Linked DNA regions of Mus musculus: region 2 is linked to region 1. A link is a loop called in an ENCODE intact Hi-C map of the cell type or tissue named here. Cell type or tissue: heart. All regions are shown on one strand. Each heading gives the region's core, and the rest is flanking DNA. Links, peaks and the distances in the headings are about the cores only.

Region 1 (8,000 bases), core at 1-8,000:
CAAGAATAATTCACACTTGAAATAGGATCTAATGACCTAGTGTGGATTAAAACCTTGTGTGCTTAGGACTTCAGGCACATTGAAGGGAGATGAAAGAAATCTGTGAGCTTACTTTAACATTATTTTGGACTAAATACTAAATATTTTTAAGATACAAAAAAGGAAACAAACCAGAAAAAGGATATTTTAAAAGTTCTGTTTTAGTTTTTTTTTTAAAAAATTGGAGACTTGAACAGATGGGCTGGAGAGATGGGCTCAGCAGTTAAGTGTGCTTACTACTCTTACAGTGGATCTGAGTTCACCAGGCACCAACATCAGGTGGCTCACAGTTGCCAGTAACTGACACCAGGGAATTCAACATCCTCTTCTGGCCTGTGAGGGGCCTGTGCTCTTGTGTACGAACCCACACTCACCATACATTTAATTAAAGCACAGAACAAACTAAAATAGAACATTAAAGCAAATGGTCTGACTAAAGTTATCCATCTCTCATCTCTCTATCTATCCACCCACCCATTCACCCACTCAGTGAGGTATTATTTCCAGTTCTAATCATCAAATACTTGTATTGATGGTCATGTAAGCTAGACCATTTTGCAACAATAATGATACATTTCATTGCACCTACTTTTTTTTTTTTTTATCTCTACCAGCAATGTGTCTCCTACATACTTCTCTTCTTCAGTCTTAAAGCACCATACATGGGGCTACCAAAGCTATCTTCCTCCAAACCACTCCCCTGTGGCCACTTCCTTGTTCAGGAACTTTCATAATGACATAATATCAACAGGCACTGAGGCACAGAGGCAGAACTCATAGCTGCTCCACTGTGCTATGTCACCTCCAAATGACAGACAGACCCGTGAGAATCATCCATAGGTGTATTATTTTTAATAATGAGTGAAGGGTGTGTATAGGAAACTGGCATTTTTCATAGAATAGAGAGAGATTAATATGGACAATATGTTCCTAGAGGTATTTGGGGACACAGAAATTTGCTGTTATTGTCTGAGATAGGGTTTCACTCTGGAGCCTAGGCTGGCCTGAAATTGTAGCCCCAAGTGTTAGCACTCTGTCTAAGCTCCACCCCACAGTTACCTGGCAACAGCCAGGTAGGCCTGACCCACTATAAAAGGGGCTGCTTCCCTTCTTGCTCCCTGTCCTCTCACCCTTAAGCCACCCTTCCCCATTCCCTTCCCCCTCTCTCCAAGTGCTCATGGCCGACCTCTCCCTCCCCTCCCCTCCCTCTCCTCTCCTCCTCCTCTCCTCCCCCCCTCCTCTCCTCTCCCCTCCCCTCTCTCCTCTCCCTCCCTCTCTCCTCCTTCCTCTCCCTCTCCCCTCCTCTCCCCTCCCCTCCTCTCCCTCTCCTCTCCCTCTCCTCTCCTCTCCCCTCCCCTCCCCCCCCCTCCTCCTCCTCCTCCTCCTCCTCCTCCTCCTCCTCCTTCTTCTTCTTCTTCTTTTCTCTCTCTCTCTCTCTCTCTCTCTCTCTCTCTCTCTCTCTCTCTCTCTCTCTCTCTCTCCCCCCCCTCTGTCTCTACTACCCTTTTAACTTACCTCCCCTTGCTGTGAATAAACTCTATTCTATACTACATCTTCCTTGGCTGGTCCCTCAGGGGGAAGGGATGCCTTGGCATGGGCCCACTGAGACATCCCTGTTGCAGGATGTTCCCTGTCCAATCACATTAGGGCAGTGGGAGGCTTGTGATTGGACAGGAGAAAGGAGGCAGAGCAGAGAGAGAGGGGGGGGGGAGAGAGAGAGAGAGAGAGAGAGAGAGAGAGAGAGAGAGGGAGGTCGTGGAGAGGGAGAACCAGAATGGCGGCTGACGTGTTATCAAAAGGTTAGAAAAATTGAATTAAAGCTTTATCATTATCATTTGGCTCTGAAATTATTATATTGGCATCTTGTAAATTGTGTTATTATTGATACATAAATCTGATTGGCTAATTAAGCATTAAGAGTAATGATTCTACTGGGTAATTAGGTGTTGAGAGGAACTCAGGGGGGCGGTGGGGGGAGGGGAGACAAGAGATGGCCTGGTGGAAGCTATGTGGCCTCAAAGGGCTGAGTTAGTGGGCCAAGAGACCAGGCGAGTGAGATCACCTGGCGCAGGGGCTAGCTCTAGAGAGTTGTTGTCGGTGGCAGGAGTAAGGGAGCCTGGCCTGGCCCTGCTGAGAGATGTCAGGTTCATTTTTTAATATTTCCTATAACACATACCTCAACACATCACCAAGCTAGCCTCTACCTCACTTTAATCCTCTTGCTTTACCTCTAAAGTGCTGGGATTACAGATATAAAACACACCACACCCAGGTGAGTATTTTTCAATATCTAAGAACACTAGAGTTTCTGCCAATCCAGCTATCAGTCCAAAGAAAATCCTGAGTTCCTTAGGAGAAGAAAGTGCCCTGGAGAGGAAGATGTACTGTGTGCTGCCTTCCCAGGGCAGGGAAGGAGATGGCGTACTTTTAATTTGGTGAAAGATCTCCTGTATTTGCTTTCTCGGTGACAGAGGGAGGAGGGCCAGAGGCCTAAGCAAAACAGCCATAAGGACAGATGCAGAAGCTCTGCTTCTCGGTGAATCCGTGTTCGTAACTCCGAGAGGAGATGCTTAAAATAAAAACCAGAGTGAGCCAGCCACAGGAGCTGCTGCTCATCTCGATCACAGCACTTGGTTCATAAGCACTGGCTTAGACATGTGTCTCTCCCACCCAACACTGAGCCCACTGAGGGCTGCCATCAGCCTTGTCTGACTGGATCCTCAACACTAAGCCCGGAATCTGGCACAATGCGAGGGCTTTGAGTAAAAGGTCTCTGAATGGATGGACAAAGGAAGGAATGAAAGGAAGAAAGAGAGGAGAGTAGAGCCTGATCAACTGAAGTCATTATACCAGACAGAGGCTTGGGACTTATTTACACCAACCCTATTTAATGGCTGATGTGAGAGCCACAGGGATTAAAGGGTTTGTTGAGGCCTGACAGTAAATGCAATGGTAGAGGTGGACCCAGAACCCAGGACAGCAGGGTCCTTCTCCTCCTCCCGCTGTGAGGAGCCAGAAGACAGCCCTTCTCACAGTCATCTGTCAGCTGGTTGTTGAGAATACAAAATACATTTTCCCATGGATGCAACTTTTCCCCCCTCTCTTTCTCTCTCCCCTTTTTTTTTTTTTTTAAATGGTGGTTCGGTTCCCAGGCCAGGCCACAAAAGCTTATTTACCCCAGAGCTGAGCTCAACTATAAAACCAGCGGTAGCTCTGAGGCCTCCCTAAATCCCCAGCTCCGAGCTGCAGTCCGAAGGGCAGGTGGGCAGCTGGCTCTGCAGGGGGGTGGGCGGACCAGCCTGGAGCAGACCAGGAGAGCAGGCGGGGGCTGGGCAGGGGGGCTGGGCAGGGGCCCGGGCAGCAGCTGCAGGAGGCTCCAGCAGCTTCTGAATGCCTTGGTGGTTCTTAAGTGGATTGTTTGTAAGTTGGGAACTGTCTGTACTTAGAAAGACAGATTTCAAGAGGTACGGGGATCCTATTTCACTTGAAGGCCCACAGTAATGAGGGTTCTTTATTCGTAATGAAGTAGCCACTAATTGGAGGGACAGGCTCGGGAGGCCTGCTGGAATTCTGTACTCCTGGACCAGAATTGAGTAATATTATGCAGTAGCCTGGCAACCCTTTACTTTTGCACAAAATTCATATAAAAAAAATCTCCTGTGAATGCCTGTCTGACTTTACCGTGTTTATTATTAATAATGATAATAACAGGGTAACTATGTGCAGCACTAGGCTGAGGATGTGAATGGAATTCTCAGTTTCCTCAACTTTTTCTCCCCAGCAAGATTAGGAACATTTGGAAAATCCTTCCCTCAGAGTGGGCTGAAAGCCTCTGCATCTGCCCAGAGGAGAGAGAGATGGCTCCAGTTTCTTAGAGCTCATCCAAGGGATGGTCTTTTCTTTCCTCCTCTTCAGAGAGGCAGAAATATTCCATAGACTCACAAATGCTGTAAAAGCGAACACAGGAGAAGAAATGTCAACAGAACTGGAAAAGTTACCATAGGGAACCGATTACAATAAGGCAACACAGTTAGCCTTTCTGGATTTAATGAAATATGGTCAACTACACTGGAATGTTCTGGTGCCCCCTGGAGGATTCTGAAACCTAACGAGACTGGTTATTTAGTACCTTTCTTTGGATGTCTCTGAAAACCTTCAAGAAGCAGGCAATGTGTTTCTTCTCCCTGGTTCAAACAGACTTAACCCGGCTCAGCCACAGGCAAAGGGACAAAGGCACAAACCCTAAAATTCAAATGGCTTTAACCACCATACGTTTGTCGTTAGAAATGGAGGCTCTTGGATCAGAAGCAGAGCCTATTTTTGGCTCATGAAGTTTATACATCCAGCGGTGCAAAGTTCACAGTTGCATGTGTGATCTCTCAATTTCTGGGCTGAGTGTTTAGTGAACAAGGAAGTTTGCTTCTGCGAGTCTTGCTTTGTCTAGTGCAGGAAAGTTAAACATTCTGGAAAGTTAAACATTTAGCTTCTAAATTTTTACTGCTCTGGGAATCCTCTGGGACATGACTCCAGTATGCCGATGACTAAATGGCCGTCAGTGTTGTTTATTCCATAGTCACAGAACAGCCCGCAGATGTAAGGAACCATTGTGCAACTCCACTATGCATTCAGGATTATAGCTGCCATCTGCCCTCAACCCTAACTTACTGCAAGATCATTACATGGATGCATAGTAAGAGCGATACTATCCACTCTTAGCACTGGGCCTGAAAGATGTGGACCAAGATTCACCAGACTTGCAAAGAATTATGTCAACACACCAGTAAAATTATATTACGATGCTTACATTATGAATACAATGTTTTATTTTATAATACTGCCCAATTCTATATTAATATACTATCGTCTAACAATTTTAATATCAACCGCTTTTATACTTTGTGTATCAAATGCTTATTTTCTGAATTCAGATATTAAAAGGAATATTTTCAAATTCACCCCATGAGGTCACCAAACATGATTTCAGACTTCCAGAGGGGATGGAAGAATTCTTTGTGTCCCTGGATACCTTTCTCCCAGCTTTCAAAAATGGGTACATTCGGGACACTGATAATTTCCTTATCTAAACATGGAGTGAGAACAGTGGGAATTCTGAATAATTTAACAGTTTCAGAAACTCAAATAATTTCCTCTAATGTTGGGATAAGACAAGTGGAAACATTTTTATTCAATGTAGGTCTTAAGATCTTAGCGAAGGAAGGAAAGATAAAAACATGAGGTCTGCAAACAGGAAGAGGTCAAGTTATCCATGGAGACAATGTGACTTTATATTTCAGTAACTAAAAGACTCAGTCAGAAAACTTGTGGCAGGATACCAAATCACCATTAAAAGATCTGGTAGTTTTTCTATGTAACAGTAATCAACACGATGAAGAAGAAAGGGAAAAAAATGATAATTTTCACAATGGCTTCATGTTGGGAGCCGCGCCCACATTCGCCGTTACAAGATGGCGCTGACATCCTGTGTTCTAAGTGGTAAACAAATAATCTGCGCATGTGCCAAGGGTATCTTATGACTACTTGTACTCTGCTTTCCCTGTGACGTCAACTCGGCCGATGGGCTGCAGCCAATCAAGGAGTGACACGTCCGAGGCGAAGGAGAATTCTCCTTAAAAAGGGACGGGGTTTCGTTTTCTCCCTCTCTTGCTTCTTGCTCTCTTGCTCCTTGCACTCTGGCTCCTGAAGATGTAAGCAATAAAGCTTTGCCGCAGAAGATTCTGGTCTGTTGCGTCTTTCCTGGCCGGTCGTGAGAACGCGTCTAATAACAATTGGTGCCGAATTCCGGGACGAGAAAAAACTCGGGACTGGCGCAAGGAAGATCCCTCATTCCAGAACCAGAACTGCGGGTCGCGGTAATAAAGGTTCCCGTAAAGCAGACTGTTAAGAAGGATTCAACTGTATGAATTCAGAACTTTTCAGCTGGGGAACGAGAGTACCAGTGAGTACAGCTTTACGAGGTAAGTCTGATCTTGAACTTTCTAAGGAAATTCAAGACAGTCTATCAGAAGTAAAGTGGAATATGTTTGGCCTTGAATTTTTTCTAGTGTTAGAAGCCCTTTTGTTCCTTTTCACATGTTATCAAGTGGTTAAGATAGGGCGGATTCTAGATGAAATTCAGGACAAGCTATCAGAAGTAAAGTGGGGAGAGAGAGTAGGAACAAAGAGGAAATATGGTACACAAAATAAGTATACAGGCCTTTCCAAGGGTCTTGAACCCGAGGAAAAGTTAAGGTTAGGTAGGAATACCTGGAGAGAGATTAGAAGAAAAAGAGGAAAAAGGGAAAAGAAGAAAGATCAATTAGCGGAGGTCTCTAGGAAAAGGAGCCTGTGCTCATCGCTGGATGGGCTCGGGGAGCCAGCTCTTAGTAGCTCTGAAGCAGATGAAGAATTCTCCTCTGAAGAAACAGACTGGGAGGAAGAAGCAGCTCATTATGAGAAAAAAGGGTACCAGCCAGGTAAAGTGCTAGCTAATCAGTTAAGGAAGCCAAAAGCGGCTGGCGAAGGCCAGTTTGCTGATTGGCCTCAGGGCAGTCGGCTTCAAGGTCCGCCCTATGCGGAGTCCCCGCCCTGCGTAGTGCGTCAGCCCTGCGCAGAGAGGCAGTGCGCAGACTCATTCATTCCCAGAGAGGAACAAAGGAAAATACAACAGGCATTTCCGGTCTTTGAAGGAGCCGAGGGTGGGCGTGTCCACGCTCCGGTAGAATACTTACAAATTAAAGAAATTGCCGAGTCGGTCCGTAAATATGGAACCAATGCTAATTTTACCTTGGTGCAGTTAGACAGGCTCGCCGGCATGGCACTAACTCCTGCTGACTGGCAAACGGTTGTAAAAGCCGCTCTCCCTAGTATGGGCAAATATATGGAATGGAGAGCGCTTTGGCACGAAGCTGCACAAGCGCAGGCCCGAGCAAACGCAGCTGCTTTGACTCCAGAGCAGAGAGATTGGACTTTTGACTTGTTAACGGGTCAGGGAGCTTATTCTGCTGATCAGACAAACTACCATTGGGGAGCTTATGCCCAGATTTCTTCCACGGCTATTAGGGCCTGGAAGGCGCTCTCTCGAGCAGGTGAAACCACTGGTCAGTTAACAAAGATAATCCAGGGACCTCAGGAATCCTTCTCAGATTTTGTGGCCAGAATGACAGAGGCAGCAGAGCGTATTTTTGGAGAGTCAGAGCAAGCTGCGCCTCTGATAGAACAGCTAATCTATGAGCAAGCCACAAAGGAGTGCCGAGCGGCCATAGCCCCAAGAAAGAACAAAGGCTTACAAGACTGGCTCAGGGTCTGTCGAGAGCTTGGGGGACCTCTCACCAATGCAGGCTTAGCGGCCGCCATCCTCCAATCTCAGAACCGCTCCATGAGCAGAAATAATCAGAGGACATGTTTTAACTGCGGAAAGCCTGGGCATTTTAAGAAAGATTGCAGAGCTCCAGATAAACAGGGAGGGACTCTCACTCTTTGCTCTAAGTGTGGCAAGGGTTATCATAGAGCTGACCAGTGTCGCTCTGTGAGGGATATAAAGGGCAGAATTCTTCCCCCACCTGATAGTCAATCAGCTTATGTGCCAAAAAACGGGTCATCGGGCCCTCGGTCCCAGGGCCCTCAAAGATATGGGAACCGGTTTGTCAGGACCCAGGAAGCAGTCAGAGAGGCGACCCAGGAAGACCCACAAGGGTGGACCTGCGTGCCGCCTCCGACTTCCTATTAATGCCTCAAATGAGTATTCAGCCGGTGCCAGTGGAGCCTATACCATCCTTGCCCCCGGGAACCATGGGCCTTATTCTCGGCCGGGGTTCACTCACCTTGCAGGGCTTAGTAGTCCACCCTGGAGTTATGGATTGTCAACATTCCCCTGAAATACAGGTCCTGTGCTCAAGCCCTAAAGGCGTTTTTTCTATTAGTAAAGGAGATAGGATAGCTCAGCTGCTGCTCCTCCCTGATAA
Region 2 (16,673 bases), core at 3,911-11,910, 420 kb before region 1:
ATTTCTTGTCTCAATCAAGTTATCACACTTAACCTCTACAACACTGTTTAAAACATTTAGTCTTCGTACAAGACTCTTCTAGAGTATTTGAACTTAATAGTCAACAAATCTTGTTATGCTGCTCTGCATATTCTAGTATTTTGACTTTTCATTTTAAATAGTTCTTCTTTATTCTTCTGCACTCTTGATTTCTGTGGCATATCTACATATTTTTTGATTCTAGTGAGGTTAATTCCTTTGTTGTCCTGTACATACCTTTATTCCTATTGGCTCTTCTTTAAAAACAAACAAACAAACAAAAACCCTTCCTTCTCCCTCCGTTTGTATTGGTGCCCCACCCATCGGATGGAGTAGAAAATAGTCTGCTAGGGCTTTTAGAAGTTTTAGTGCTCTTTCAGAAATGATTTATGCCGTTTAATGAGTTCTTGTCTTGGATTAAAACTACAAAAATCATAAAGTACTGCCCTACTCTATTTTGTAATTCTCAATAGAAAATAGTAAATGTTCATCTACATTTATATTTGATTTCATAATCATGCATTTCATAATTTGTCATATGGAAGAGGAGAACTACATATTATTTAGGATTTAATTTGTTAGTATGAAATTCACTATTTATTGAATTTATCTGGAACAAGCATGAAGAAGAAAATTATGTTTATAAATATGCATATATATCTTCTATAGTAAAGTGGCTGCTATATTTCAGTCATGCAGAAATTTTACTTCTGATATATTTATATTAACTAGTGAGATTATACACACAATAAACTTGAAAAGTATTTTTTAATGTCTTTATCTTTTTTGTCATGGGTGATGTTACTTAAAAAGAAAATCCTCAGAATAATATGAAAAAATAGTTGTATTATGCACTCTGTCATTCCCTGAACTTGAGAGCTGTGAGCTCTGTCTTGCCTGGCATCTGATAAACCTGCTGGACGTGGTCTGTGTGTGTTATTAAGTGAATATACTGCCTGTGTGTGTTATTAAGTGAATATACTGCCTGTGTGTGTTATTAAGTGAATATACTGCCTGTGTGTGTTATTAAGTGAATATATACTGCTCTTTATGTTTTGGTGGTGTTGAGTGCATAAAGAAATGATTTTACTTTTGTACACAGAGATTATCTGTCACAAACACAAATTGGCTTAAACTTTGAGATGATTTTCTGAAAAATTGTGAGCTAAAATATTTATTTAATACCCAAATATGCTAGTAATGAATATTCATGTGATTTGCATGTTTCTTCTCCCAGTTTTGGCTTGAGAATGTGAAGTCAGTCCCTGTGTAGCTCAGAGATCCTATGTCTGCCTAGTAGGAACAATGTTGTAGTTAGCAAATAATAGTTTTTTAAGAATGAATTATGATTTTTCTCCTATTTGCAATGGTAAAATTTGCTTTGTGTGTGTGTGGAAAGTAATGGAAAAGGGAAAGAGCGTGTACCCTCCTAAGTGCCAGGATTCTAGGCATGTGCCACCATTTCTCTTTTTGTTTTGTTTTGAATTTTCATCTTGTTTTTCACCACCCCCATAAAGCTCATGTCTCTTGGTTTTTTTTTTTTTTTTTTTTTTTTTTTTTTTTTTTTTTTTTTGGCTCTACCATATATGAGGAGTTGGGATGAGGGCCATCTTCCTATATTGAAATATTATCTTTTTTTTTTTCATGGCTGATGTTTTGTCCTTTCCAAGTTTTAATCCTTTTAAAAGAGAAATCTCCTAGGTGTGGTGGCACATACTTTTGATGTCATCCCTGGGCTCTGGGGATTAGGGCCTGACAGAGGCAGAAAGATAGATCTCTTGAGTTCAAAACCAGCCTGGTCTACAAAGGTTCCAGGCCAGTGGGAGGAAGGAAAAAGAGAGAGAAAAAGAGAAAGTGAAATTACCAGCTGTTTTCTGTCAAGAGCTAGGCTCCTTTACCATTTATTTACATTGGGCTTAGTGTCCTGCCCTTCCTGGATCTGCAGCTCTAGTCATGAAACCTGCACTCATCCTAGAACACTTGTCAGCGTCATGGAACTTTTCCTCAGGTTAAATGTTAGGGCTGGAATTTATGAAGACTAAACTTCAGAGTGCTTTCTACCCTTAGGACTCTTCTTTGCCCTTCATTCTTTTGCTCCAAGTGCCTGAGGTAGCAGCTTATGATGTGGCCTTGCCTGCACCTTGGCACCCTTCAGTTTGTATCCCACTTGTTTTCTAAGGGTTTTCATTCTACAGGACTATGCAAAGATGGAGGTGGGGGGCAGGGCATCAACACCAAGATGGGAGTTTGGGGTTGGCAATAGTGTATATGGGTACAGTACATTGCCTGAAGCAGGTAAGGGGGTAAAGGCTGTCTGCAGCTCCTTCCTTCCTTCTTTCCTTCTTTCCTTTTCTTTGTAAGTGGTTTTAGCTTTATGAAGTTTCAGCTAGATATGCAGAAAAGAAACCTAGGCAAGCCCCCCCCCCCCAAACTAATGTTTCTTCTGTGGTTTGTGAAGGTATTATCAATTGATTTCAGTCTTTCATGGAGTGCTTTCCTGAATCGTTAGAAACCGAAAGAGGTTGCAGACTTTTAGGGCACAGATTTTAGACTGGAAACAGATCTATCTTGCTTTAGACCTTCTATCTTTTGCTATGTAGAGAAAGGTTGATGCTTTTCAGTCTGGCCGTAGAATCCTTGGAGTCCTTATTGTGCTACCTTTATGACAGCTCCTTACTGAGAAGAGCAGGACTATCTGTTCCATCTGAGCTGACCTCATTCCGAATATCTGTTTCAGATAGCAGCAGCAGCGGCGGCGGCGGCTATGTTTCACTTCTTCCGAAAGCCTGCAGAATCCAAAAAGCCCTCTGGGCCGGAACCGGAAGCAGATGGATTTGTCCTCTTAGGTGAGTCCTTAAGAAACAAAATCCTAACTCGGTGAATCGTTTTAAAAATTAGTTGGTAATGATACGAATGGATTGTAAACTGTCTTCTAATTTCAGAGTCAGATGTATGAGACAGTGTCTCTGTTGCAATGTCAGGAGTGTGCGCCTGACAGCCCGCAAGGCTCTGCCAGCCTCAGCGAGTTTCTCGGTAGGGTTTTGTTGCTTTCTCCCTTCACAACAAAACTTCAGAAACCTTTAGACCTCTTGGAAACTATTGCCTTCTGGAGTTTGAGCAATATACGCTTCTCACAGGACTTTATTTCAGCTAAGTTTGGTTTTTCCAACCACTGTTCTATGTTTCTATTTTAAAAATATCTATAAAGGTAAGAATTATACAAAGAACTTTGATAAGTATTTTTTTTTTTTTGGTCTGAGCACATTTAGAAATAGCATTATTCTCTTTCACCATGCACTCATTGAAAGAACATGACAGTGGCTCTCTGCAGTGTTGAGGTCACACAGTTTCTAGAGCTGCTTATTTATGTATCTTCCTACATCTGTCCCTTCAGTTGCCAGCATGGGACATTAGGGGCAAGCTCCATCCATGGGTGATGTGGCGCTCCTTTTTGTGCAGTCTCTGCTGTCATGTAGCCTTGACCAGATGTCTCCCTGTTTACCTTACAGCTGCCCTAGTAGGTATGTACTTTGCACCTGCCTTTGCAGGGAAAGTCCATCTGGTACGGCCTGCCTTTCCTGTCTTAGCAAGACTAGCATTAGAAGTATCTTTGACTGAGACTCAGAAGTCTCACAGGCTTCCAGATTTGCTATTTCATGAGGGAATTTCCAAGACTTTAATTACTCTAATATGCGGGTACCAGCTGTTCTGCCTTTTCTATCCCCACTCTAATGGTATGTTTTCTCAGAAGCTGACATGCTGTGTTTTGAGCAAGTTTTCCCAGGACCGTGTTGGACTGAGCATGATTGATGTTGTCCCAGGACCGTATGTCTAGAAGTTTGACACTTATGAAGAGGAATCAATTCTGTATAATCCTAGAAAAACAATAAAATGTGTAGTGTAGTTGATCTGACCGTATACTTTGTTCAAATGACCCAGCGGCTATCAGCCTAGGCCTCCATGTTCCTCAGGAGCTGTCAGCTGATTCTGTCTGATTAACTGCGGTTGGTTTTAAATGTAAAGTTTCCATTTCAATAATTTTATTGAAGGAAAAACAACAACAAAAATCTTTGTATACCTGGTGTTCTATGGGCTTTGTAAGGCCTCTTGAGGTTCGGTGCAGTCAGTCAGTGTGGCGTCTGCCCTCGTTTCTCTTTTCATCTGTCACATCGTCTCACGTCTAACTCAGAGGCACTGCACAGGCTTACAGTTAAGTAGCGATCCGAATGCTGACTTCACAGGCAGAGCAGGGTTGACACCCTACTAGGTTTTCCAGTTTTAAGAAGTTGTTTAACAGTCCCAGGTGTTAGTATGGAACTGAATTAATTAATGCACAGAAAATACTTAGAGTATTCTGTAAGTAATGTGGTACTATCACCGTGTACAGAGCACTAATGTTCCAGGTTCTTTGCCGTGCATGAAGCAACTTTGGACTTAACCTGGGCAATCCGGTGCCAGAGCCTATCTTTTTAGCATCTGTACTGTTGCAGTTCTGAAATACTACACTGTCAGCATTTCATTTTTCAAGCTGTTTGTTTAGTTGATATAGAAGAAGAAGCATATGAAGTTGTGACGCACTGTTGACAATATGGCGACTGTAAATAATAATAAAATCCCACACATGTCAGCGAGCTGGAAGAAAGGGTTTCAGTGTTTTCACTGTGTCCTCAGTTTTAACCTAAGCCGTTAGTGATGGTGCAAGGGTCCAGGATTCAATGAAGAATGATATCCCAGACTCAAATAGTATATAAAGGCAAAGAGTAATTTATCCTGCAGAAATCTACCATGCTGGGGTCTCTCAATCCAAGATGGAGACCACAAAGTGAGGGATTTAAAGCACATTAGGGAAATTCTGGAGTAGGTGACCTTTATCTTGCTCCATCTCTAGGGACATTCCAGAACTGAGTGGGGGCTGGAAACTGCTGCTGGGGAAGTCTGGAAACTGCTGCTGACCCACTGTCCTTGCCTCAGGTCAGGTGGTGGGCAGCTTCTGGTAGCTGGGCAGTTTCTGACTAGCTGCCTGAAGCCTGGGTTCTTTTTTTCTAGTAACTGACTTGCCTGGGCTTTCCTGGACTTGCCACGTTCTTAGGCATAGTCTCCTTGACTGCCAATTTGAAGCCTGTTGTGGAACCAGCCCAGCCTTCTCAATAGTTTAAGGCAAAAAGAAAAAGCCATACATAGCAGCCTTATTTATAATAGCCAGAAGCTGGAAAGAACCCAGATGCCCCTCAACAGAGGAATGGATACAGAAAATGTGGTACATTTACACAACGGAGTACTACTTAGCTATTAAAAAAAATGGATTTATGAAATTCCTAGGCAAATGGTTGGACCTGGAGGGCATTGTCCTGAATGAGGTAACCCAATCACAAAAGAACTCACATGATATGTACTCACTGATAAGTGGATATTAGCCCAGAAACTTAGGATACCCAAGATATAAGATACAATTTGTGAAACACATGAAACTCAAGAGGAGTGAAGACCAAAATGTAGACACTTTGCCCCTTCTTAGAATTGGGAACAAAACACCCATGGAAGGAGTTACAAAGTTTGGAGCTGAGACAAAAGGATGGACCATCTAGAGACTGCCATATCCAGGGATCCATCCCATAATCAGCCTCCAAACGCTGACACCATTGCATACACTAGCAAGATTTTGCTAAAAGGACCCTGATATAGCTGTCTCTTGTGAGACTATGCCGGGGCCTAGCAAACACAGAAGTGGATGCTCACAGTCAGCTATTGGATGGATCACAGGGCCCCCAGTGGAGGAGCTAGAGAAAGTATCCAAGGAGCTAAAGGGATCTGCAACCCTATAGGTGGAACAACATTATGAACTAACCAGTACCCCGGAGCTCTTGACTCTAGCTGCATATATATCAAAAGATGGCCTGGAAAGAGAGGCCCATTGGACTTGCAATCTTTGTATGCCCCAGTACAGGGGAACGCCAGGGCCAAAAAGTGGAAGTGGGTGGGTAGGGGAGTGGGGGGGTATGGGGGACTTTTGGGATAGCATTGGAAATGTAAATGAGGAAAATACCTAATAAAAATATTTTAAAAAAAGAAAAAGCCAAAAAACAGAAACAACAACAACAACAAAAAAAACCCCTGAGAACATTAAATTGTGTACTTTACCTTTTAAACATGAATGTACTTTCTTTTAAATAAAGGAGAATTTGGCATTTTATCACTGTTTATTAAGTTTGGATCCTAATTTGGCTACCTCACTGTTTATTCTCCGATATTTTAAATAACTAAAATATTTTTAAATTATTATATAGAACTAACCTCCTGGAAGTTGAAGGCTCATAGTAGTATTGTTTTTGTAGTAAAATATCATTAGCATTCACAGACTTAATCGACTTAACTGATAAAAATTCTAACCATTACTAGGAATTATTGTATTACCATTAAAATTTATAAAGACAAACTTTAAAATTTTTTTTATTGTGGTAAACTACCTGTTTTGTCATGTCACTCTATAGCAGTCTCTTTATGTAATATTTACTTTAATCTCAGGGCATACCATATGAAAATACTTTGAAAAGATAAGTTCAGTGGTATATTTTTTCATAGTTTTATTGTTAACAGGGTACCATATTCACATATTTTGGAATATGTACTAGTTACTTTTCTGCTGTGAGAAAATACTACAGCCAAAAGCAACTTGTAAGAGAGAGTTTATTTGGGCTCATATTTCCAGAGGACTAGATGTCCATAACAGCAGGGAAGGAAGGTACGGTATCCTGAGGCCAGGTCAGGAGGCTGAGGGATCAGAGCAGGAAGCAAGGAGAGAGAACTGGAAGACGGCTGAAGCTGTGAAGCTGGCCCGGCAAGACTCCCTCCAGCAAAGCTCCAGGTCCATAACTTCCATAACTTCCCCAAGCAGTGCCACCTACTGGGGATCAGTGAACCTGCAGGTAAACTTTCACTAAAAACGGCCAATAGATATTCACCTAAGATTTTTAAATTAGTATCTGAACCAGAAACATTATAGGAGCAAAAAATGATTGGTTTTGTTTTCTTATCCTCTGGCTTCTCAGTGAGAAAGTCTATGACTGAGAAACAATCCCCTGCCAGTATGGACTGTTTAGAATTGGTTACAGTATCTCCTTAGAGCCTCTATGACCAGTTTCTAAAGAGGCCACAGTCAGTTACACTGTTAAATCTGAAAATGGTGCCCCTTTCCTTTCCTTTTCCACCTGAGAATACCTTCTCCTTTCGGCTAGTACTTCTATTTAATGGTCACTTGAAATTTCAGGTCCAGGACAGCCAAGGCACTTTACTTGATAACAGGAGTATTTAGAGTAGTCACGTACAACTAAATTAGTTCATGTTTATGGAAAGCTTTTTTCTTTACTAGGACTTCTGAAGCTTTTGCTCTCTTTAGATTGTAGAGCATGTAGACTAAGCATAAAGTGAGGGGTGGGGTTAGTAGAAAAACATGCTTTCCCTTGTGTACCCAGAATTCACAGCAGAAGGCTAGAGCTCATTCAGTAATGAAGTTGAAGTAATCCTCCAGGTACTCCATCTACACAAAAACAAATTGCAGTTTCCCTTTGCATCACTGGGTGGCGATTTTTCACAGTCTTGAGCTACTGTTTAAAAAGCTAGCAAGCAAGGCACTGTTTGTAATTACCAAGGCCTTCTTCTGTTATGACACATTTAATTGTGCTTTTAACACATTATCTTTAAGTTGATTACAAATTTACTAGTGTAATGTGCAACCTTGTAGTTATTTTAAATTAGGAAAGGGTTTTGCAGGGTTGGCAGATAATTCTATCCAATACCAAGACAAAGGCATGCATTAGCTTATTATGTTAAAGCAAAAATAGAATATAAAATGAAAAGAAGTAATGTAGATTATTGTTCTTGCTCCAGTAATATTGTTGACCAGATATTGAGTATAATTTTAGAGGAGTGAGAATGAAATTGGGCAAGTAAACTATCACAGAGACAAAAAGAATTGTATGACAGTACGGCTGAACCCATTTCGTTCTTCAGTATATGCAGGCACTTAAAGTAGGACACAATAACTCTAAGCTTCTTTTAAATTAAAACTAATTTAGTAATTCATAGTAGTTTGGATTTCATCTTTAAGTATTTGATATTGAAGTGCATATCTTAGTTTCCCCCTTTCTTGGAGCTTAAGTATGAAATTAGATTTTATCAGTCGTCTTAAAGACTCTTTCCTATTATATTCCTGATTCTGGGAATTAAAGCATGCACATATATTTCAGTAAGCCTATTTTATTTTTATTTAGGACTTTTAAAAGGTTTTTTTCCCATCTCTGTTTTTCTCTTTCTTTCTTTCTTTCTTTCTTCCTTTCTTTTTTTTTTAATGAAGGCTTAGCTGTGTACAATGAAAATGTACATTCCACAGAATGGGAAATAGTAAGTAACTTTCATTCTGTGTGGAGCCAAAGGCTTTAATTGTGACAGCAAAACTAAATAGGTTTTCATAATGTGCTTCCTGTTTTAACTCCTGTCCTTACAGAACAAATGCACAGATCTTTAAAAAGTATTCATGGATTTAAAAAGTAATTTGTTCTTGACCTTGTATAGTTATAACCAGAAAAACTCAAATATATTTAATTTATCATAGTGATCTCTATTTTTACTCTTGACCTTTAAGTTCCAAGGCAAATGTTAGAGGCTTTTTCATTTAACTTCATTAGGTAATGAAAGTTCTTATTCTCCCAGCTGTGTGTAAGGGATGGAATTTTCACAGTATTTGTTCCTTAATTCTGCTCTAGCTCATCAAGGTGTTCTCCCTATGTGTCAGAACTCTGACATCCTTCTAAACAACATGCAGTATTGTAGGGATGGCAGTGTTCAAGAGTTGCTGAAATCATTCTTTCCTAAGGTGCTGGTGGGAGAACAAAGCATTCTTAGGTGATAACGCAGAACAAGATAAGGCCTACTTAGGGCCGTTGAAAAGTTGCTGCTTGGCTAGAGAGAGTATATCAGGGTCACTGAGGAAAAACCGGTCTGGGAAGGTAGTTTGTGATAGGCTGAGACATTAGAATTTTATCCCTCATGCTGTAAGGAACTTTTAGTGCATTTTAAAGCATCCGTGACTTAATTTTTTTAAATTCAATTTTAGTAATAGCTTTTAAAAAAGAAGTTAACTTCTATCATTCTCTGTAGACCAAGAACTATTCAAAATTATACACAGTATTATGACTTGAATATATTTCTGTATTTAGTATATGTCACATTACGGTGATACATAAGCCGGCAAAACAATAGTCACACAACATAGGGGTGCATGTTGTGTAGCAAATATCTGGAGTTGAACATTTTCCTGTCCTTTCGTTTTAATATGATACAAGGCAGAAAACACTAGTTGTATTCATTTTCCTTTCTTCCTTTTCTTTTCTAGCTCTGTGGCTATTTTCCATTTAGGTGTGGGGTTATTCTGTTTGCAGATTCTAGGAGAATTTTATTTTATTTTATTTTATTATTATTATTATTATTTTTTTTTTTTTTTTGTTAAAACCCAGTTGGGCTAGCCATGATGCCACATGGCTTTAATCCTACCACTGGGGAGGCAAAGGCAAGTGGGTCTCCTAAACAACCAGAGCTACATAGCAGAGATATTCTGTCTCAAGAAACAAGGAAATAATAAATAAATACCAAAATTAAAATCAAAGCGGAGCTGGTATGCACCTTTCTTCCTTGCTTGCTGGATTGTGGACTTGGTAAGTTGGGAGACGTCTGAGTGCTCTCTTGCCCATGAAGCCTAATTATGTTGTGAAGGTAACTGGAGAGTATGCCCTTTGGAGCTGGGTCCTTGAAGACTGTGGTCCTGTCAGATGGTCCTTTGATACTTCCCTTTGAGCATCCCTTACTAAAACATGAATATGTTTCCATTCTGTGTAAATCACTATTTTATTTTGTCATTTTCAGATGAACTAAACCTAAACTAATATAGGCACTTAACTGGAAACCATAGTAATTTGAGATTCTCTTCAAGTTCTGTCATTTAATGCTTTATTATTTCAATCAAGCTGTCATTTCAGTCTTATTTTTCTTCTCTATGAAATGTGGATAGTTTCATGATTGCCTCATTATCTTGCTGGGTAAAATGAAACTATGGGGGAAGTATCTGAACAAAAACTTTAATTTGTTCGCTAATTCTAATCAGTTTAGGGTTATCTTTAGTCATTTAGACAAAACTGGAAAGAAAGTTGTAGTAGCTTTACCAGTGCTTGGAATGTCACAGACTTAGTGATGGATAATGAACAGAAATCTATTGACTCGCTTAACTGGAAGCTAGAAAATGGGAGATCAAGGGCCTGGCATTTGATAAATGGCTTCTTGCTGTGTCATCTTGGTAGAAAGGCAGAGAGAAGGCAGCAAAATAGCAAGAAGACCTGAACTTAGCCTTATATAAGCAACCTAGACTCCTAATGCATTGGTGTTGCGATAATGACATTAATCCATTCTTGAGGGTAGAGACCTCCTGGTAAATCTCTTCTTGAAAATTCTGTCTTATAATACTGTGACACCATTCCATTTTAACATGAACTTGGGAGGGAACAAGTGTTTCCTGATTTTAGGCCGGACTGGAAGGCCTCCCTGCCTATAATATGATCACTGCCCAAACCCACTGAAAGTTGAAATGCTTAGAGTCTGTATTGAGCAGGGAAACATGACTAAAGAATTGAAAATTGTTGCCAGGCCCTGACAATCAGTTGGAAAGAAGTGTAGGTCATGACAAAGCACTTGCCTAAAAGGTATAAGGCCTGGGGGCTGGTGAGATGGCTCAGCAGTTAAGAATACTGGGTGCTCTTCCAGAGATCCTGAGTTCAATTCCCAACAACTATATGGTGGCTCACAACCATCTATAAGAGGATCTGGTGCCCTCTGCTGGCCTGCGGATGTATATGCATCAGAGCACTCATTAAATAAAATTTGGGGGCGGGGGGTGAGGGGGGAGGAAAGAGAGGGAGAGAGAGAATATGGCTTTTAGTGTGATCCCCGGCACTGAGACATACAACTGTTCTTTTCATCGGGAATGGTGTATACCTTGGTGGCATCTACACATCATGTTACTGATGGGCTTACTATGCTGCGTCAGTGGTTTACAGGAATCATTGTAAAGTGTTTTGGCTCTAAGTCAAAGGGTTAAGCTACAAACTTATGGGCTGACTTCCTTTTATTTCTGGAGCCTGCCATTTTCAGATACATAATGATACAAGCTGAAAATATGCTTGGCAACACCATAGGAAAACTGGAGGCCTTAAATGGTTTGGTGAAAGATTACTTGAAGAAATTGATAACTGTGACAATCAACTGTTTCAGCAGTTGATATTGTGTATCAGTCTGGGAAACCAAATGGAATGGTCTGGAAAGACCCACCCTGAAACTATATGCTAATTTTATGGGAAGAGAGTTTGTAACTAGGAGTCTCAGATTCCCAAATGTCTGCTGCCCTAAAAGTTACCAAGAACTATATTCTGGATGCTGGCTTGCTTTATAAGGCATCTGGGCTGTGTGTTCTCTTAGACAGCTCTCTCTTCTGGTTATCAGGTACTTGAGAACTCCGTTCTGAAAAGGAAGGGTGGTTTGGACTCACAGTTTCGGAAGGATCAGTCCATGCTAGGCTGGCAGCATGATCCTGTAGCTTCAGGTGTGTGCTTCAGGCAGTACATGACGGTAAGAACACATGTTGCAAGAAAAGCGCCTTCTATCTGGAAAGTGAAAGAGAGGACTGTGGAGTCCAGGAGTGTCGTCTCCCTGCCAGGACCAGAGATGCTGTGAGCTGTCCCAGAAGCCGTATTCTTAACGTCGTGATATTCCTAAGCCCTTACTTTCTGGGTCTCTGAGGGAGACTTAAGAACCAGACTCTGGTTTTGTTTGCTTGCTTCTTTGTTTGTTTTTAATTTAAAATCACCACAGTTTTACTTGAATTACATACATTATACACTAGTGATTCTCAAAATATCACATTATATTGAAGTTTTTAAATATAATAATAAACATTTTATTTTAAAATATTAAGTATTTCATTATAAATTGAGGTATGCATTTTACTATTTTCTATATTAAAAGTAAGAATGAAACAGGATATATAATAGTTTTTAAGGCTAAAAGAATCTAGGGATAATTTTCAGCATTTTTGTTTGATAAGTATTCAAAGTAAATGAAAGCATATATAAATGTGTGTGTGTTGTGTGTGTGTGTGTGTGTGTGTGTATTGCTTGCTAAGAGATATCTGGCAAATATAGGATAGAGCTACCTAATTAGGAAAAAAAATGCCAAAATTACATTTGAACCAGCTATAGTGGAAATGTTCTCTCCATGGTGGGATGTCTTTCTTGCCTGTAGGGTTCTTTTCATTGCTAAAGCTGGGTTAAATATATCACCATAGAAATTTAATTATGGTTTATACCTGTTATAAAAATATGCTAGTACCTAAATACATTTTAATATTCTCAGTTCCACTCTACTAAAATGCTTTGCATGCCTTAAAGGTGTGCACTTTCTCTCAGCTCCTTTTAGGTCTCCAGGGTTTCAGGATCTTGAAGGACGTAGAGTTCAGTGTGGTACAAAATGGCGTTTCTCCAGGCGTGCTTTGTCTGTACCTTCCTGAGACCAGAAAGAGGCAGTGCCAAACTGAGTAAAGGTGATCTTCTCACAATTGCAGGACAAACACGGCTTGGAATTTCAGACTTTTCATTCTAAAACTTTCCAGTAGCTTTAGAGAGAAGCAACATTAACTTGGCAAGCAGCGCTTGGGCAGACACAGTGTGGCGTCGCCAGGGCTCAAAAGGGAGCTGCTTACTTACCAGTGGCCGGTGCTGACTCGTGCAGATGGTCCTTTCTTCAGACATTTGTAGTATGTTCTTGACTTTATAACCTACACATTGAGATAAATTGAAAAGATATAAATAGAAAATAGAGCAGACCTCTAAAAAAACCCCAAAATTTAAAACTAGAGCGATGGATTAAATAAGTTATCAATGTGATAGTTACTATTATAGCGTAAGAGAATTTCGCAATGTTCTGCACACTGGGAAACCTGACAGCATTCAGTGTGTGTAGAGTGCACTGGAGAGGTGAAGGTGGGCCCGGTGCTGTCTGCTTTCTCCCCTTACATATTGCAGGTCTTCTTCCTGGGCGAAATGCTTCCCCTGATGAATGAGGGAGGAAATCGGGCTTTTATTTCTTTTTTCTTTTTTCTTTTTTTTTTTTTTTTTTTTTGGTTTTCCGAGACAGGGTTTCTCTGCCCTCGAACTCAGAAATCTGCCTGCCTCTGCGTCCCAAGTGCTGGGATTAAAGGCATGTGCCACCATGCCTAGCCTAGGCTTTTATTTCTTAAAGTTTTTTTTTTAATATAGTATTGCATTTTACTGATATTCTTTTGTATATATAGAAAGATTGAAAGATTATTCAGTTGCCCTAGTCTCTGTTAGAATACGTTGATGGTACTGAAATGGACATAGACACACACACATACACATACATATTTGTATATGTGTATATACTGAATTCTTTATCAGGACAGCAGTAAATCTGTATAACGGCAGTATATCAATTTAGCTTGTCCCATACTAAATGTTTACTAAATTTCTCTTAAGATCATAGAGAGGAAACATAACCATAACAGGATTTGAGACTGGCAGGCAGGTAGAATCTTGGGGAGAGTTGACTGAGAACAGACTAGGTAAGCTTTAGGATTTGTGATATCAGTGGTTCCCAACCCCTTCACAGGTGGACTAAAACCACTGGAGGTGTCAGATCTATGCCTCATGTTTCATAGCTAGCAAAGTTTCAGTTACAGTAGCAATGAAAATAATAATATGGGTGGGGAGCACTACAATATGAGGAACTGGGTAAAAGGGTCACACCATTAGGAAAGCTGAGAACCGCGGTGATAGATTGTTGAGACCTCCATAATAAAACCCTGCATTGACAGCTGTTCTTCTGCATCCGTGGACACCTATCCTGAGAAAGAAGAGAGCACTCTGTTCCCCTGTCTTATATCTCTTATAACTTTGTTATCTGTATGTGCTCAGTTTAGCTCCTAGTTCTCTTATTGGAAATCTAATTGCCAGTGATACTAGGCAATTAGACCAGAGAGATCTGTCCTCAAGGATGAAATAATGCTGTCATTGTTTAGAGTAGATCATAGAAATGGGCTCCTGATTATTATGGCTTGGACAATTTTTTTTTTTCCGAGACAGGGTTTCTCTGTAGCCCTGGCTGTCCTAGAACTCACTTTGTAGATCAGGCTGGCCTCAAACTCAGAAATACGCCTGCCTCTGCTTCCCAAGTGCTGGGATTAAAGGTGGGCTTGGACATATTTTAAAGGGTTTTTAAAAATGTGGGTATATGTTTCACCTGCACTTATGACTGTACCACATGTTAGTGTGGTGCCAGCAGATGCCAAAGGAGGTAATCAGGTCTCCTGGCACTGGAGTTACAGACAGCTGGGACCTGCAGTGCGGGTGCTGGATATTGAACTGGGTCCTCTGAAGAGCAACCAGTGCCCTAACTACTGAGCCATCTTTCCAGCCCCCAGATTGGACATATTTTAAAGATCTGTGTGCTGAGAATGGCTTGATTCCAAGAATAAGACAGATTTTTACTGAGAGCTAGTGAATCTTTAAGAGGCCTAATGAAGGAGATTGATTGGTCAAGGCACTTTCTCCAGAGAGGATTAATGCCTACCTTTCAAGGTGTTTGCTCTAAGACCATGTTATTTACTGTGAGAACAGATTATCATAAAGAAAATTTGACTTCATCTGCTTTCTTGTTTCCTTCTGCCACCATGTATCTTCTCTCTCTGCCACATGTTCTTGTGACTGCTTTCACATGAACTATTACTATAAAATGTTCCAACATACTGTGGTACAGAGGTCCTTGTTATAAACCAAATTGATTGCACACCCCCGTCTAAGACTTTGACCTTCTGAAATGGTAAGATCGGTACACCTAGTTTTTCTTTTTCATAAACTACCTGGCCTCAGGTGTTTAGTTATGTAAAATACACTGCCATATCTATCAGATGATGAATTTTTCTCCCTGGCATTCCTTTTTCATCTCTTTGCTATGGATAGTGTATCAAATTGTCCATAGTATATGTCATAGTATATGTCATAGTATATGTCATAGTATATGTCAGCTTGTCAGCCTGAGCCTTTCTGGTCTCCATAATCATAAGAAGTAAATCCCCATTCTTTGTAAACTACCTGGTCACCAGTAATCTGTTAAAGCATACTAGCATAAAATAGATCTTATATTAAACATAATACATACATAAAATAGACTAAGCTACCACCTTTAGTCTCTGAAAAGCAGTCGGTCAGCAAGTAAAGAAGGCAACATTGGTCATAGTTGTTAATGGGGAAATACGTCTAGACCCCAAAGAAAAGTGACTTGCATAGAACTAGAGATAAAATTAGGGGATATAGCTGAGGCATTAGGAATTATATGTTGTATTGTTATTGTTGTTGTTTTGTATTCTCCAGAGCAGGATAGCAGAAAAAGAAAGCTACCTTAGGAGAGAGGAGCTGGCCTGAGTGACAGACAGGAAAAGCAGGTGGCTGGATAAGATCCTGTGTTCGCGCTGCTGCTGCTGCTGCCGTGTGATGGGAATTCAGATTTGCAGGCTTGATGGAACAATATGCCTAGACTTTAGCAGAGTAGGTTTTCTTTGTCTCACTAATTTCACTTTCAGTTATTTATCTTTGAAACAGGAAACTGTAGCTTATAAAGATAATATAGTTAGTGTGGTTTTGTCACATGTATTTATATGTCTAATCTGGCTCCTGAAGGGAAATCATTGAATCACAAATCACACGACTCCAGGTGATTTAATTTTTATGTATTACTATTGAAATTATATATCTTACAGATTCTCTATAAAGGCTTTTAATTCTCTAAGATATTTACAACAATATTTATGAATCTTATCTGATAACTGTAAGCTATAATATGGAAAAATCTCAACCTTTCCCTTGTTCTATAATAATTTAATAAAGTATTTCCAAGGGTAAAGAAATGTCTTGGAGAAACTAGCTAGTATTTTATTGGTTTCAGTGTTTTCATGGACGTTGACAGGACTTATTCCCAAAGTTGCTTCATGAAGCCAGCACTTACAATCTTAAACATTAAGGTCAATATTTGATAATATTTTCTATATTTTCAATGGGTTATATAAGCATATGCCATTTATTTTGTGATCATTTTTATTATAATTTCAATGATTTAGCAATTTTGGTACTAGCAATATTGTTTTATATTCCCCTTTTTAAATTAATCTACAAGGCATTTCTCTGAAATTTTAAACTTAATGTTTTTTGAATTTGTTTGTCTTGATATTATCATGTGAATGCATACACACATTTGTGGTGTGTACATCTGTCAGTACAGGGGGCACATGGATGTTAGTTTGAAGACACCTTTTAGGAAAGTCTGTTTCATCTTTGGTCTTCTTAGGGAGTCAGGCTGCATACTCCAGGTTAGCTTGTCCACAAACTTCCTGGCAGTTCTTTCCCCACTTCCATCGCACAGCAGGAGTTCTGGGAGCACAGGTACACTCTGCTGCTTTCAGCTTTCACAGGGGTCCCAGGACTCAGGTCATCAGTCTGCCAGGCAAACACTTGCTTACTGAGCCACCTCACCTGCCTTGAAGTGTT

What was found. Hi-C counts contacts between places; a loop is a spot of excess contacts. Peaks named below come from ENCODE experiments on the same cell type or tissue, not always from the same donor. Only the 100,000 strongest peaks of a DNase experiment are listed, where the experiment ranks them.
Region 2: it touches region 1 in a loop (2.9-fold over the local background); 7 of 42 quality-filtered maps call a loop at or near these places.

The regions. Positions count from the first base shown.
Region 1 is chr6:8,690,685-8,698,684 of GRCm38, forward strand. The region is part of intron 6 of Ica1 (islet cell autoantigen 1); the gene reads right to left. Among named protein-coding and RNA genes, the nearest start is that of Gm35621, 71 kb to the left of the region's middle. In heart, for the core only: a CTCF peak has its summit at 4,127 (motif pointing left); a DNase peak (open chromatin) is centred at 777; H3K27ac peaks cover 1,025 bases.
Region 2 is chr6:8,267,718-8,284,390 of GRCm38, forward strand. It overlaps Umad1 (UMAP1-MVP12 associated (UMA) domain containing 1), which reads left to right. Exons shown (of 4, transcript NM_001302354.1): 2 at 2,756-2,864. The coding sequence starts at 2,783. Among named protein-coding and RNA genes, the nearest start is that of Umad1, 17 kb to the left of the region's middle. In heart, for the core only: CTCF peaks have their summits at 6,933 (motif pointing left), 7,606 and 10,905 (motif pointing left); no DNase peak of the experiment used is centred there.